2 separate regions of the Homo sapiens genome follow, and region 1 is linked to region 2. A link is a loop called in an ENCODE intact Hi-C map of the cell type or tissue named here. Cell type or tissue: heart left ventricle. All regions are shown on one strand.

Evidence for each region. A loop is a pair of places that touch in the nucleus more often than their neighbours do. Peaks named below come from ENCODE experiments on the same cell type or tissue, not always from the same donor. Only the 100,000 strongest peaks of a DNase experiment are listed, where the experiment ranks them.
Region 1: a loop joins it to region 2, with 7 times the contacts of the local background. A loop is called at or near these places in 36 of 110 quality-filtered maps.

Annotation. Positions count from the first base shown.
Region 1 is chr1:97,134,532-97,142,531 of GRCh38, forward strand. The region is part of intron 20 of DPYD (dihydropyrimidine dehydrogenase); the gene reads right to left. The region is part of intron 1 of DPYD-AS1 (DPYD antisense RNA 1); the gene reads left to right. Among named protein-coding and RNA genes, the nearest start is that of DPYD-AS1, 43 kb to the left of the region's middle. RefSeq lists an enhancer at 3,739-3,868. In heart left ventricle, a CTCF peak has its summit at 3,921 (motif pointing right); no DNase peak of the experiment used is centred here; H3K4me3 peaks cover 533 bases.
Region 2 is chr1:98,050,369-98,058,368 of GRCh38, forward strand. LOC124900404 (a long non-coding RNA gene) reads left to right here and starts at 4,011. Exons shown (of 2, transcript XR_007066241.1): 1 at 4,011-4,135. RefSeq lists a silencer at 3,853-4,112. In heart left ventricle, CTCF peaks have their summits at 895 (motif pointing left), 3,955 (motif pointing left) and 4,157; DNase peaks (open chromatin) are centred at 3,263, 3,633 and 3,933; H3K4me3 peaks cover 1,302 bases; H3K27me3 peaks cover 4,990 bases.

The sequences.
Region 1 (8,000 bases), 920 kb before region 2:
TTAAATGAATTGAATTAACATTTATGCCATTTTACCAAGTTTGGGGAGGAAGAGGAGGAAACGTGTCAACAAAGGCTTCCTTAAAGAGGGTGACCATTTGGTTAAATCTTAAAATATCAGTAGATTTTCACTATTTGAATGTTCTATTTTGACACGACTTTCTGAAGTTGGTGGTGGCCCAGTTAGCAGAGAATTTTTACTACATACTTTTAAAGGTTCAGCGCAGCTCTGCAGGGCCACGTGAGATGTTGCTTCTTATTAGTAGCCCTCGGCATAATGATGAAGTAAGTTAACGTTGCCTTTGACACTTAACCTCCTCTCAGTGAAACCAAGGTATGGATTTGAAAGTACCTCAGTGTTGGGAGTTTAAATAGAAAAAGATCTGATAAAATAATTTACGCAAAGGTGAACAGTACCTAGTGGGTTACTCTTTCCAGGTGGGGTCTTATATATATATATTTTTTTTATTTAAAAAGTGTTTTGGAGATAATTGATATTTTAAAAAATCAGCCTAAAAGACAGCTTAATCCACCATTTTTCTGAGTTTCCCTAAGCATTAAGTTTGGTCACCAAGAAGCAACGTTCTTAGATTTTATTAGCTTAGGTTCACTCGAGCATACTTCTTTTGAGTTGATTTAGCTAATCCTTAGCTTTCACTAAAAATTGATATGGTATAGGTATTTGAAAGACACTTTTGTATTTTTCACAAAACCCCGGCTATAGGCATTGTACAGTAAATTATTAAGTGTTCATTAAATATGGATCCATGTAACAAAATTTTCCCAATATTTACTGCCAGGAGCAAAGTGTTGTCTCTTAAGACAAACCTAGACATCCCCTTTTATCAGACCATGAGAGCTATAAAACTCATGAATTTCTTTAGTTTCTTGGCTACCAATAAGTTTACAGCAAAACATGATGTCCTGTTTTAATAATATAGCTTATCTTTTGTTTCCCATACAAGCACTTCTTGCTTTCTAAATAATTTCTGCTGTGTCTTAAATTTTAAAAATTTTATTACCTTTAATGTTTTAAATTGGTAAACTACTTTAAAAGACATGTAGGAACATGAGTGGAATAGTTGTTGCCTGTGTTCCTCATTTGACCCTTACTAAATATTAATTTTTAAAAAATAGTGTCTTTTTTCTTTCCAAGTAGATTTCAAGGTTTTATGGTAGAACAGGATTTCTTGTTTTCTATCCTCTATACTCACCCCACATGGGTACTCAATAGCTAAATTGATTGATTGATAGCTGTCTTTTAAAAGCAGATGTCTAGACAGGATTTTTAATGATGGACCTTGTTAAAAAATGATGGACTAATAGTGGAAATACTAGGCTGAGAGAGTGTTTCTGTTATTTTTCAAAATTCCTCTACAATGGACTATGGCCATTTTCTGCATGCAAGGAAGAACACAGCCAGGATCACCGTTCTTTAAATCAGAAAGGACTTTGATAGAGTCCAGTTCCCTCAGTTCAAATGAGGAAACCAAGGCCCGAGGAGTTACTATCATTCCCAGAAGTAGCGAGCTGAGTCAATATAACGTTAAGACTGAAATTTAGGCCTCCCTGTTGCCAGTCTGATGTTGTTTGATGCCAATCCATTTATTCACTTTCTGCTTCCACACAAGAATGACTTGCATAATTTTAAAGGTTGGAAATCCAGCATGATCCTAAATCAGAGTCTCCATTCATAAAACTCTAAGCTTTAAAAATGCTAGGAATCATTACACAAATAAAATCCTGAGCACTCATTGTGCTATGCTTTGTGCTAAACATGTTTCTTTTTTCCATATAGTCTTCGCAATCACCCTATGAGGTCAGTACTGTTATTATTCCTGTTTTAAAGACGAGAAAATGAGAGGCATGTCTCATGTTTAGCACTGGGATTCAGTGGCACTCTCCTACACTGTGTGGACTGCCTCGCGAATCCAGTCATGTATACACATGTGTGTGTTTTTCCTTTTGGACACGTAATGAGATTTTTTTTCCCATGCCAGACTGGGGTATCTTAGTATCTCTCTCATGGAATTCTCAATTCCTACCCACCTAGGTTTTTCCCTGGAAACTTCCTGCCATCAAAGCAGGAATGATATTTAGTGCTTCAGTATTAGAAGGTCACAAATTGTGCTGGAATCCAAGGGAGAATCACGTATTTGGATGAATCACGAACGAATAGTCTGAACTTCCCCAAAAACACTGTCAGTAAAAATAAGGTGCTGCCATTAAATGACACCTTTAAAGAAGGCAAGAACGCAAATTTATGACAAGAAGAAAGAACTTCTGAGCCAAAATCAGCTAGATCTTTTTTGTTTTTTTCAATGCCATCCTTGACACTGGTAAAGAGTAGTCAGCTAGGTATTTGTCGACTAGAAAGAATCGTTAAAATGGACAACTAAAACCATCATATTTACAAGTGACACAAATCAGAAATTGTTGGCTAACAAATCTCCTTATTCCATCACTGTGATATTTGCTAAAGCTGACCACCTATTAATTTTTCCAGTGGAGCCTAAGGATATAGCAAATGCCAAGTAAATAGTTCAATCTGAACCAGGTTTATTGTTCATCGGCTGGTGCTGTGGTACTGTGCCGTGCTTGTGTCTTTTGTTGCTGTGGAACAGCAGGCCTTCCGGGAATGCTAAGAATACAGTGTCTTCCCAGAGCTGATTACACCAGACACGGGCCTCAATGATGCATGGACCAGCTAACACAGTGCCACACAACCCCACAATGCTTTCAGCATATTCAGTCATCTGCCTCGGAGAGACTGAAAATATTACTATTGATTTGGCTTGGTGTTTAATGTGGTTGTTAAATTTTAAATCCCTGTACAATGACCAATACTTTGGGTAGTAATGTAATTCTTCCAGGTTTATCATCTCTCTTGAAACCTGACTATTTAGTACATTGTGTAGCATTAAATTTCAGACAGGGGAATAGGTTTTAATAACACAAACACTTAATAAAATAACTTTCCATGAGCTTTCTCATAATGGTATTAACAGGGAAAGACAATTTCTCTCATTGCGCTTCTCTGCAGACATTCTGTCGGCTCTGTATCTCCATCAGTTTTTTCATAATGTGCTCTTGGCACACTTACTTTAATATTGCTGGTTTGAGAGCACTGTCTTTTTTATCCTTGTCACTAAATGTGATATTTTGAGCACTCAAGATGCGCTGCAAGCAGGCCTAAAGTATTTATATTGAAACTACAATGGCAAAGCATGTAGGATGATCTACCTCTCTGAAATGAGCCTTTAGGAAACAACTTCATCTTGGGAACATCTCTGGCTACACAATTGTAAAAATGGGCTGATAATTAAAGTACCAGGGAACACTCCTTCCATATTCACTGTTTATAAGCAGAGTGGTCTTGGTGGGTGCACACCTTAACATAAAGGAAGTAATACTTACATCTTGCTTTTGTCACACCGAGGCTGATATCTCCACTAAGTACACATCCCTAATCCAAGACGTTAGCAAACATATCTCTTATCAGCAGTACGGCTTTCACAGGCTTTTTTCAGTGTCCACCAACCACTTTCCATTCTGGATAAAGGATGTTAGCTAGGTAAGAGGATAAGCACAGTTGTAATCTGGATATTCAAGCTGACCTAATGGTAGATGCTGGATGCACACTGAACCTGGCCTGGCGGAAACCTGTTTCTATATGAGAATGGCATGTGGAAACAGGGACAGATGGTGGGGTCAGTAATAAAGAACTTGTTTGTTGTTGCTGATTGGAGGCCATTTCTTCTGCCAGCATGACTCCACAGATTTATCCTGGCATTGGTGACCAAGGGGAGACAAACAATGTTGTTCAACAAGCATTCTGAAAGCTACCATATGGCCAGAAGGAAATCTCTGGAGAATACTAGGATGTGCTGTGTTGTGCTACACTGTGGTAGTATTGCTCTTAAGCAGTAGGGGGCATGGTGAGTTCATCCGGTTAGAAGTATAAATAGAAGTAACTGAAAACAGCAGGAAATATAATCCGGTGAGCTTGCGAGCTGGTGAGCAGTTGTGTTGTGGGCTGCTTTTAAGATTATTTGCTTAATAAACTGCATTAGTTTCATTCTTTTGCATTTTTCTCGCAAAAAATGTTCATAAAGGTTGGGTTCTAGGGTGACAAAGTGTTGGGAAATTTTGTTGATTTAAAAAACATAAATATGAACTAATAAGAGAGAAGAATTCATGTTAGTCTAGAAGCTTAGTTAATTGGGAGTCTCTAGAGGAGTCACTCAAGATAGTGTTTGCTAATTAAGGCAATGCATTTTCCAGGGATTTGGAGAAGGAAGAGCTCTCCTCTGGCTTTCTGTCTGCTTATGAGTTACTGTGCAGCACCAGTGACGAGCTTTCACTGATTCCAGTCACATGACTGACTTGGGTAGATGTATTCCACCCTCATAACAAAGGCTTGTGGGTAGTAAATATTACCTATCAAATAAAACACCAAGGTAATTCCAGTTAACTCTTTTCAGGAATTCTAAAATTTTGTCATTGAGTTTGGTCCTTTCGAAAAAGAAGTCTGCCAGAATTGGATATTTCTTTTTTAAGTTTTTGGATTAGTAAATCTTATCCAAAATGTAAATTAATTTCCTATAATAGCTCCAAATTAAGAATTCTACAATTCTGTTGATCCTATTCTGATCGATGCCAGATTCGGTTCATCGGTGATGAACAAGTCAGTCATGGTGCCTCAGATTCCTTCCATCTCATTTCTGATGCTGTAGCTGGATTTCTCTAATTATAATTGGATCACGCCAGTGGGATTTTTAGAAAACTGCAAAGTGTTTTTTGTTCTTCTGAGAAACAAGTTATAAAAATAAAAAAAAATTTATGTATTCTGAAAATGGCTTCACAAGATGAATCTTTTAAAGAAAAATCAAAACATTATGAAAAACCTAATAACACTCATAAGTTTAGATATGCAAAAGAAAATGAAACAGTATTAAACCCCAAGACTGGGTTCTATTCATGGATTTAAAAAATCTTGGACCTGTCTTTACAAAACTTGAGTTTAACCAACTGAAGTATCATTACATCCTTGGTTTTAAACGTCATTACCACACTACCAGATATTTCTAGACTGAAAAGATTTTTTATGTTTACGAACAACAGATTAAAGGCAAAGGCAGCATTATTGTAATAGGATGTCATAAGATGTTTCTCAGTCTTAGATGAGGCCCCAACTATGAAAGGAATGTTGGCAAATCTCCTTCTTTCTAAAGGTGGATCAGGCAGGACTTGGTGAGATGTGATTCAAATTTACTCTGTAGGTCTGGGATCTTTCCCTGTCACCCATAGCTCTAAGGAGAGGCAGAGAAGACACTGGAGAAAAGATTATGTATTGATAGCCCAGAAAAAGTGCTGTAATTTTCTCTGCTCTCTCCTGTAGAATGTTCTGTTTCCGCTACCTCAAGCCAAGTGACAGAAGACACTCTAAATACAATCAAGAGTGGGGTACTTGCCCAAAGAGGCAACTGACATTTTTTTTTTTTTTTACTCTGGGCTACCTATTTGCTACTTGGAAAAAATCTGCCTTTATGGGACACTTGCTGACTGTAGTGATACCAGTCTTAGCAACCTGAACATGGACATGCCCCTGGGTGCTTGGGTGGGTAGCTGTGGAGGGTTAAAGTAAGGAGGCTGGTGTCTGACTACTGCTGAGAAAGGCCTGTATGTCAGAGGTTGGTTGTGAGGGTTCCCTGATAGTAGGGCCAGTAGAGGTGTTTGCTTATGATGACAGAGACAGGAGTTTTTTTTGGGGACACTCTGGAAAGCTGCTGCAATATAACTACATTGAAAGCCCTGCCAAGGAGAGGTAATCCCAGTAGAAAGAGACTTCAGGGGTGAAATGCCGAAGCATAGGAAATCATAATGGGCAGAGCAGAAGGTATCACCAGGGAGACAGAATGGGAGGCTCTGAAGATCCCACAGAGGTATCCTTTAAGAAAAAGAGTTGGCACCTGCCCTGATTGCATCAATATCACAACCATGCCATAAGAGCACTACACAATCATCTTTTAGCCTCATATGCTTCATCCTTTCCCAGCACAATGGAGGAATCACAGGTGACATGGAGAAGTGGAGAAGAAGGATGGGAGAGGGAGGCAGAAGATAATCACAGACGACCTAAGCATCCGGCCTTTTCTCTACTGATGCTATAGGGCCTAGTGCAGGTTAAAGCAGAGATTGTTTAAATAAGAGGAGAGCCACAAGTTTCCTGGCTGGACTCTTTATTATCTGAGGGTGTTCTAATGTCTGGAAGTGATCAGAAAAACTCTGGGATTTTATCCATAGCCAAGAAGAGGAGCTTAGTGGGTTTTAAGAGAATAAAGATGTTTCTGGCTTGTTTTGAAAGTGCAGCTCATTTGGTACACTATAATACTGTTTTTTCCCAATAATCAAGTAATTAATTTTTGTGTGATGACATGAAGCCAAATGTAAGTGTGAGCTGAGTGGATCATACGTCTAATAGATCTGTAAACATGAGGAGGTAGGGAAAGTTCACTTCTGAGTACATATCACATCTGCAAACCTTGTCATAGTGATCCAAAATGGAATGGGAAGTACTGAAGATGTATAGTGATCTCGCTTCATGTAGGATTGTGCTTGCATTTTCTAACACAGTCCCTGGCATATAATGGAAGCTTAATAAGTGTATGCCAGACCGAACTGGGAAGCTGGGAAGACCAAGCGAGGCACGAGGTGCATAGAAGGTGACTAACAGGTTCTTGAATTAGAAGGGAACTAAGTTAGAGCATGAGCATGGCCACTATTCCTCTACTCTACCTTACTTACCTCCCTGACTTTGTCTCTTATTACTCCCCCTATCTACTCTACTCCAGACACCCTACTCTTGGCTGATCCTTAAGGCTTTTTTACTCGCTATTCCTTCTGCCTGGAAATCTCTTCTCACAGACATCCACGAGGCTTATTTCTCATTTCCTTCACATTTTGCTCATATGAGACTTTCTCTAAAAGGTCCATACTCACTGCTGTCTAACCTTTAAAATGCAACCTGTCTCCTGACTTCCATACTTTTGAGCTCCCTTGCCTTCTCCACCCTTCCTGTTTACATAGCCCTTATCACCGAATATACTATCATTTATTATCTTTACTGTTTGTTCATTTTTATCTCTTTTACTTAAATATAAGTTCTACAAGGGTAGGTTCCTTTTTTAAATGGATAAATCCCAAGTGTCTAGAACAGTGGCTGACACATGGTAGGAATTTCAGTCATCTTAGCTGAATGAATGGATGGCAATAGATGCCCAGAGGCCTCTGTGTCGTGTTAACTGGATTCCATTTGAGGCATTACAGAACCCTCCGGGGTCAGGGGAGGAGTTACTGACTCCTTTGCCAAGTAGCCGCAGTACATATCCACAGCCTCCTACCAAAATCAGCATTCTGGGTATTCTAGAACCACACACGAAAACTGCTTAGGAACTCTCAAATCAAGTAGCAGGTCAAAGAACTCCTTTGATTGACTCTTTGTTAGGCTGTTTGGAGTAGGATGTACTAATTAGATTTGGAAGCACTCAAGGTTTATACTTTGAGCTTTATCCCCATAGAATGCAGAGAGAATAGAAATGTAAACCCTAGTAAAAATTAAAATAAATTAACAGAATCAATCTAGATAGTTCTTCAAGTCAACTTGCACTCAAAGAGTATTGGGCCTTTTATGGTGCAAATAATCATATTGTACATTAGGGATAAGTAAATCTATCTTCAGTTAGACTTTGGCAAGCATTTCTGCTTTTAAATGTGAAAAGCCAACTTGAAAATTCTGACAAATATATTTTATAGAAAACTTCATGTAACATTAGAAAAGAAAAAGAAACTAGTTTCCTTCATATGGTTCTACTACACATATAGAATTATAAATACATGCGAATCTCTCTTTTTCTCAAGGACCAAAGAAGAGAAATGAAAAGAAAAACAAGAAAAAAGAAACAAAAGATTCCAGAGATGTTGTCAGTCTCTTTCAAACAG
Region 2 (8,000 bases):
AGGTACCCTTTTGACTTCTTAAAACCAGGATGCCTTTTGGGGAAGGCATTTTGTATCATTTAAAATTGACATAATGAACATTAAGTATGATTGCAGTGAGGAGATGAGAAGAGTTTTCCTTTCTAATTCTGTAATTACTCTCTCTAGCCAAAACCCCTTTTGGTCTGTTTCCAGTCTTCCCAGATCAGTTGATGGGGAAATATAGGGATGGGGGAGGGAGTGGAAATACCGAGAAGGAGGGAAAGAGAGTGTGGATTATCGATAGCCAATAAATTCTATTCCACTTGTAATAGAAAAATATATAGCAATAAAAGAGATAACTCACTAATTGTTGATCGTGATTTTAAGTTTAAACCAGTTTTAAAAAATAATGTTTGATACATGGAAAGAAGACATATTGCAAACAATGGGATGACTGCCCCCCACCCATTTATAGTTATAGGTTTAAAAAATATTGAAATAGGGTTTATTATCTAGATATGTGACTATCTTTTATTAAATATATCTCAAAATTCCATATTTCCTCTGATTTTTGTCATCCATTTGAACACTGAAAACTATGGTCACTTTGATTCTGCTGTCTTTTCTTTGGTAACATACATTACATAAATTCTGTAGTAAACAATTAGTGTTCAGGAAAATTCTAAAGATGAATGTGTCTCCTAAAACTTTGATAATCTCTTTAAGGAAAAAAAAACCTAACAGTTATGAATTAAATTAGTCTAAAAATATAGCTTGAAGACAAATCAAACAATTTACCTGATCTTTTGTTTCAATATACATTAATTAAGCACTCTTTCCAACCTACACAACATTCCAGGGTCATAGTCAGATATTCAAGTCTAATAGTTCAGCAGCCTTTGTTGTCATTCGTGTCAAGCTATTGCCCCCTGCAGGTTAGGCTGAAAGTGCAGGCAGAATTTGGCCAAGTCCTCAGGAAATTGATGGTACACAAGTTACTCAGTCTCTCCCAATATTTAACTAGAGTCAACTTTTTAAGTTTGCTTTCATTATGGTTTAAACTATTTATTTACAGATAGGTAGTACATTAAGAAAAATGCTCTTTAAAGATGTGACTTCAGTTTTTCTTCTGAGAATTTAGCTGCATTGAGTAAACCATCCACTTTGTTGTGATACAAGGAGCATTTTGACACATTTAGTATAGTTTTCTTCATCTTCCCTTATCCTTATTCCATAAGATCCAGCAAAATTAAAAAAAAAACATATGTAACAGGATTGGAATTATGAATTCTCATAATAAATATATAGCCCTGGGCAATTTGATATCAGTATGCTTTTGGTAGACTCAATGAAGTGTGTGCAAATCAAACCATTTCAGATTCTCCCTGCTCCTGATATGATGAGGTCAATTACACCATTTATCTTGATTATAAAATTAAACATTATTTCAACCTCCATATTCCTGCTATACTATCATCCTTTCCCACAATCAACTTTTCCAAATAGGGCACCTTGCCAAGATGAAATAAATTTATAATTGACAGAATAGAAATTAAATTACATCAACTCTTTCACAATATTAGAAAGTGGAGCAAGTTTATAGAAACGACTTCAGAAGGTTTATGGAAAGATTCTTTTATTCTTTGGAAGTCAACGATGTGGCTATTCACACTGAGTTGTAAAGAAACCAGCAATGGTATTTCCCTATTACATAAATATTCATCTCATTGAGCAGTGGGATATCATTATGTGAAATATAATCAATTCTAACACCAAATTAGCAATCAATAAGAATCTTACCTAGTCAAATTATAGTATTATTTCAACATTGTATGAAAGTAGCTAGAAACATGAACCGCACTTTGTTTTTTTAAAGCTATTATGAAATGCTCAATAAAGACTTAAAGTTTACTGGCAAAACTTGGGTCTTTTTTGGAGGATTTTTTGTTACCCTAACTACTGATATGTTTTCTGGATCCTCCAGAATGGACATATGGGATAGGAACTGAGGATAACTGTGTCATATTTTAAACAATATTAAAAACACAACAAGCCAACACAAACTAAAAATAACCTGAATACTTATCTCTGTTTTATTACATTTTCAAAGCTTGTTAAATTTCAAGAGGACACTACATCTATACATTAAGAGCTTTGCATCTACAGTTCATTAACACTCCTGCTCCAAGTAAAGAGGGGATTTGGACTAGGTTGTGAGACTATTAATTGCACAAATATGTTGTAGTCAGAGCAGTGACTGGTTGCCTGCAGCAGCCATTTCTAGTTGTCTTTGAGTATGCGTCTTTTTTTTAAAAAAGTCATCTCCTCTTCAAAGTCATATCTCACATATATATGATTATACTTGATTGTGTGTACTGAAGCACATTGCTATTGAGTCAGAAATTTTCAAGTATCTTGATTCAAATGACTGTCAAATACCTAAGAACAGAGTTGCTTTTAATTAGCATGCAGAAAAGAGAGATGATATTTGACCTGTGAGTCTTAATCAAGGGGAATATTTTTAAGTTCTCCCATAAACGATGTAGCAGATTGCTTGCAAGTGCCTTGAAAAACATAGTCCTACTTCTCCTCCTACTATCATTACTATTGTTCTAACAATTTCTAAAGGATCAGAACAGAGTTCTAGAAACCCTGTAATGCTGTTATTGCCCGGAATCCTGGGTTATTAAACATTCTTATCCGCAGAAGCAAAGGACCATCCAATCCTATTCATATGCATCCTATGACTCAACTCAGTTTCCACTTGGCGGGCTGTGTGTGTGTGTGTGTGTGTGTGTGTGTGTGTGTGAGAGAGAGAGAGAGAGAGAGAGACAGTGAGAGAGAGAGAGAGTGAGAGAGAGAGAGAGAGTTCATCCTGAAAGCGCTTATGTTTCCAGAGGTTTTCAAATGCAAATGGAGTGGGAGTGGTGGTGGCCGTGATGGAGCGTACTGTGTGGGTGTAGGGGGATTTGGGGAGAGGGTGTCGTGGGCAGTAAGTTTAAACAAATTCAAGGCCATTACTACCACTGCAGACCAAAATAACTTAGGTCTGAGAGACCCCCTTAGAAAGATACAATGCCTTCCTCATCTAAAGGGAGCTAATACCAGAGTGATCTCGGCGCTCGCGCAGTTTTGAGAGAGGGTCCCGAAAACCGCCGGAGGCCAGGTGTCGCGGACGGGCCCCGGGCTAAACTCTCGTCTGGCGAAGTGAAGAGCGCAAAGTCTCCAGGCCCAGCGCGCCTTCGCGGGGCAGGCCGGACACCCTAGCCCCGGGCCGGGCTCGCTCTTCTCTGAAGCCCTGGAGCGGGCAAGGGGCACCATTCTGGCCACAGGAACTCTAGTTTCAGCAGCCGCAGCCCGCCAGCGCTGGCTCGGACCGGGGCCTCCTCTGGGAGAGTAGGAGAGCGAAAAAATCAACCACCACCTTGGATTTCAGATCGAGGAAAGGAAGCCAAAGCAAAGGTGTGGTTACACAGGACATCCATAGACAAATCGTTGCCTCTCTAAGTGGGCCTGAGCTTTGCGGCTCCAGAAGCGCGAGGCGCGGTTGGTGCGGACGCGGGGGCGTGGGAGTCATCGCTCTCCCCGCAGCCCTGGCCGAGCTCTCTGCTGTCCTCCCGAGTTTGGGCCAGAGACCACGGCTCACTCCCTAACGCCCTCGCAAGGACGGCTGCCCGTCGGGCCAAGGGCGCCCCGGGCTGGAGGCCGGAGCAAGACGGCCCCGCGGGACTCGGGAGCCTTGGTAAGGCGGAGGCTCAGACCCCGTTCACGAAAACGCCTGGCTCCTCCAGGATTTGTCAGGTCTTAAGCAGCTCCGAGAAGGCTCCGCTGGCTCTTGGGGAACCCCGCTGTGCGGCTCACCCCCGTTTGTCTCTCTCAAGCTCTCGCCCTCCTCCCCTGGTCCTCCCTTCTCCAGATCCCCTGCCCTGCCCGAGGTCCGGGCCGCGCGGGCTGAGCCCAATACGCCCGGAGAAGAGCGCCGGAGCCCCCTGCTGGCCGGACGCGGCAGGCGCGGCGGCCCGCTCGGTCCCCTCCGCCCCGCGGGCTCTGCCCAGCCCGGACCCGCCTCCACCCTCCAGTGCCCTGGCGCTGGGGGCGTGCTAAAAGCAACAGAAAACAAAACAAAAACAAACAAAGCGCCAAACCCCACTCTCACCTCTTCTACTGGTCAAAGGTAAGTGTGAGTTCAGCCTCTCCCTCGTGCGTCTCTGACCCTTCTCTGGTTCTCTGGGCTGAGGTCTGAAGGAGCCAAAAGGGGCCCCCCTGAAAAAGAAATTATGGCCGCTTTTTAGAATATGTTTTCCAAGCATCAAAATCTCTCTCTCTCTCTCTCTCACACACACACATATATATACACACACACACGCACACACTTCAAACCCACACTTGCCAGTCTGGAAGAGCACTACCGATGTGCATGTTTCTGGAAGCATTTCCTTAGCTATTGGAGGAAATGTTTACTAATATTTCAGGTTGTAGACACCAATAATTATTCTGTGAATTGGGGAGAGGGAGGGTAAAGGAAGACAGATTCCTCTTAATTTAACCCTTCCTCCCGTATCTGAGTGTGAATCCTACTTTCAGTCCCAAGTCCTAGCATGGGCCGAAAAGTTTTCATTCTTATACTGAGGAGGAGAGAGAGAGAGTTATCCATTTCTGCGAGGTTTCCTGTGTTCCCACCCCTCACTATGGAACTGGGGAAGTGATTGTTTTGTTTATCTAGACAATTCATGACTTAGTTTTGTATGGCGTTTTGAAACTAGTTTAACCTTGAAATAGGCTATATGCTTTGAGTGGTACAGTGAAATAGGCTGTGTGCTTCTCTGTTCTCAGGAAAAGGTTGTTAGAAATCACAATGTTTCTTTCTATTCAGGCAGCCTTGAGTTAGAGATGGGCATAGTATGCTATGATTATTGTGACTTTTAGTAAAGTCTGTTGCCTCTGGATGTTTACTGTCTTTGGAGAATGATAGTTTTTTAAGAAAAAAATTCAAAAGCTTAGGCAAAAAATAAGTATAGATAGGTCTAGTAAGTGATCAGTACTATTAATATTTGCTTCTACTTTCTTCACACACTCTTCTGGGGAAAGAAGCCAAAGGACTTTTTTTTTACTGTCCCCGGAATTAGTTTGTTCTATCTAGGCAGGATCCACGAGACAATCTTTTAAAATGGCGTCTGTTTTCTTATTTGGTATTTTCAGGTGGATGGCAGAATCTTTGAACTGCTAATAAGTAAGGGGATGGGGCTGAAATGAAGAGGGATCTGGTATCTTTCCTCTGTGTTCATCAATCCAGGAGATCTGAACAGGTCGTAAAGAGTTGCAGCTCCTCCTGAGGATAAAATCGCAATTATAACAATAAAAACTAACATGTGTTGAGTGCTTATTCGTTGCCAGGTGCTGTGTTGCAACCTTTATCGTCATTTTCTCATTTAATTTCCACTGCAATCCTGTGGATTAGGTACTACGATAGTTTCTCATTTTACAGAGAAGGAAAGTAAGGATTGGGAAGATTTATTTACTTGACCAAGGTTATAACAGTTGGTAAGCAGAAGAGCAAGGATCTGAAAGCAGGCAGTAAAAGAGATATCTTGAGAACTCAGGTTTATTGTATTGGATTCAGACTGGTAGTAACTAAGCTAATATTTCAGGTCTCAGTCTTGTTTTTCATAAAGAAAAGAAGAAAATATTTTCTTTTCCTGAAATGAAAGCATTTGATCAAAGGGAGATATTTGCTTTTTAAAATGTTTGTTATGAACTCCCTACCCCCATTTCGCAGATGAGAAAACTGAGAGAATGAATCCATTTAGCTACCATAGCAAAGTGCATAGCCAGGCCTTAAAACCAGAGTTGCAGATCCAGGTTCTATATCCATTCCAGTTAACCATACTGCTGAAACACAAAAAGATCCTTGGTTTTTCTGAAAATGCTAAGCAGTAGATCATTAACAGCCCGAATCCCATATTTCTCAGTGAGGAAGCTTTCTTTCACCTTAATTGTGAATACCTTTTTATACTGAAAGGATGCAAATGTGGAAATAGGGCTATTCTCAGTGGTGAATTAAATGACAAAAATGGCAAAAGACTAAAATAACTACATCAGCTTTGCTTGAAAAGCAGTTAAAGCAGTTAAAAAGATATCTGAAAGGCTCGTCTCAGTACCAATTTAGTCTTCTCCACCCCCCAAGACCCATCCTACCCTACTCCAGGAAAGCCATTCCACATTACATTTATTTCTGCTAGCTTTTGTTCACAAAGGAGTTTAACACTAACAAGATTTTGGTGCTTTTCATCTCCATTCATATATTTCTTCTTTGCAACGGTGAATGGTTACAGTAAAAATGTCAAAACAAACCTCTGGAATGAACACTTTAACAGAAAAAAATATATACAATATTAATTGACCAAAGATTTTTGACTGGCATTCACATTTTAAGACACACTTATGATGTACTGAAGTAAATTGTGGAAATTGATTTACCCTTTATGTTAAAGGTAGTTCAGGTCCAGAATATGTTTCAAAAAACGATTTTAGGGTTCCTCCATTTTCAGTAAGGCTCAAAGTATCAGAGAAAACCAGATGAACTGCCTTAAGTCACTGATTGGGCTGCAGCCCATGTCTTAGCTTTCTGGGTCATTTGTGTGCAAATTATTTGGCCACATGGCCTCCTGTCATGCTGGGGATCTGCGATTTTTCCAAAGGTTTAATTTACTTAAATATGATTGTTATTGTCAAGTTGGGATTTTTTTTTCTTCTCACCTCTCATTAAAACCCTTAGTATCAATATCAGTTTTGAACTATTATGTTATATAATGAAGCTTGCTTGTCTGTGTGAATTTATACCATAAATGCGTTCACAGATTTTTAGACCCGAAGAAGGGCTTTTTGAAATGATCTAGTCTAACCCTGTTATTTTACTGATGAATAAGTTGATGTCCTGAGAGGTAATACAGAATTCTCAAGGTCACCCATCTAGTAAGAGGAAGAATGGGAACTGGAACCCAGATTTTCTGTATTCAAGCTCTAAGACCCATGCATTCTCACAGCATCACGTCCCTACTTCTTTCATTGTGAGAGATTCAGTCACTCATTCAACAACTAGTTATTGTCATGAACTTGGCAACTGTTCTAGGCATTAGGAATTCAACAGAGGGAAAAATAAAACAATCCTGAAAAAAGGCCTTCATTTGTTGAAACATATTCTGGTGGTGGAGTGGGACAGAATCAAATGGCAGTCTTAACAGTGGCTATAAAGACATTTTATAAAGACATTTTTCTTAAAAATTACCTTTAATAGGTTATAAAATTCAAAGCAGACAAAAATATGCTGATATTCTTCTGCTTTTTCTGTTAAAGAAATTTGAGGAACTTATAATGAAACCAAGTAATGAATCACTAAATAATGAAATCGCCAAATAATGAAATCACCAACTGGAAATTAGAAGTAAATGGTCATAGCAAACCCTAACCAGGTAAGTAGAGCCCTCTCAGATGATCCATCCATGGACCAAGGAAGACTGTTTCCCAGAGTCTTCACAGGGTCTTTCTGTGAATTGGGGATTAAATGCCTTTGAGAAAACATAGACTTGTACAGGAGCTGGGATAAAGATATAAAAAAGAGATCGAAGAGGAAATTATTTAACAAGATGTTTGACATATTTTCAAATGTATATTAGACTGTCCTAGCAGATGAACCAAAGAGCAAGAGAGCACTATCTTGAGTTTAAGGCAGAAGCTTCAAGGCTTACTATAATTGGTTTTTGTGATTAACTCAACTTTTCCCTTTTAGAATATGATATACGGTAGTCTTCCCTCATCAATGGAATAATTGGTGAGGGAAAGGTATAAATAATTCAATTCTGTAAAATCTTGGGTTTTGTGATTGTGAGATGCATTAAAAACGGTGTTTTTTAAGAAAATAGAACTGGTTATTACAAAGAGAACATACACTGGGCATTGAAATGAAAAATTATCAAATGAATAGGATGTAGTAACTTCCTTAAAACTGCCACTTTCCTCACAAGAATTTTTGCCTATCAAGG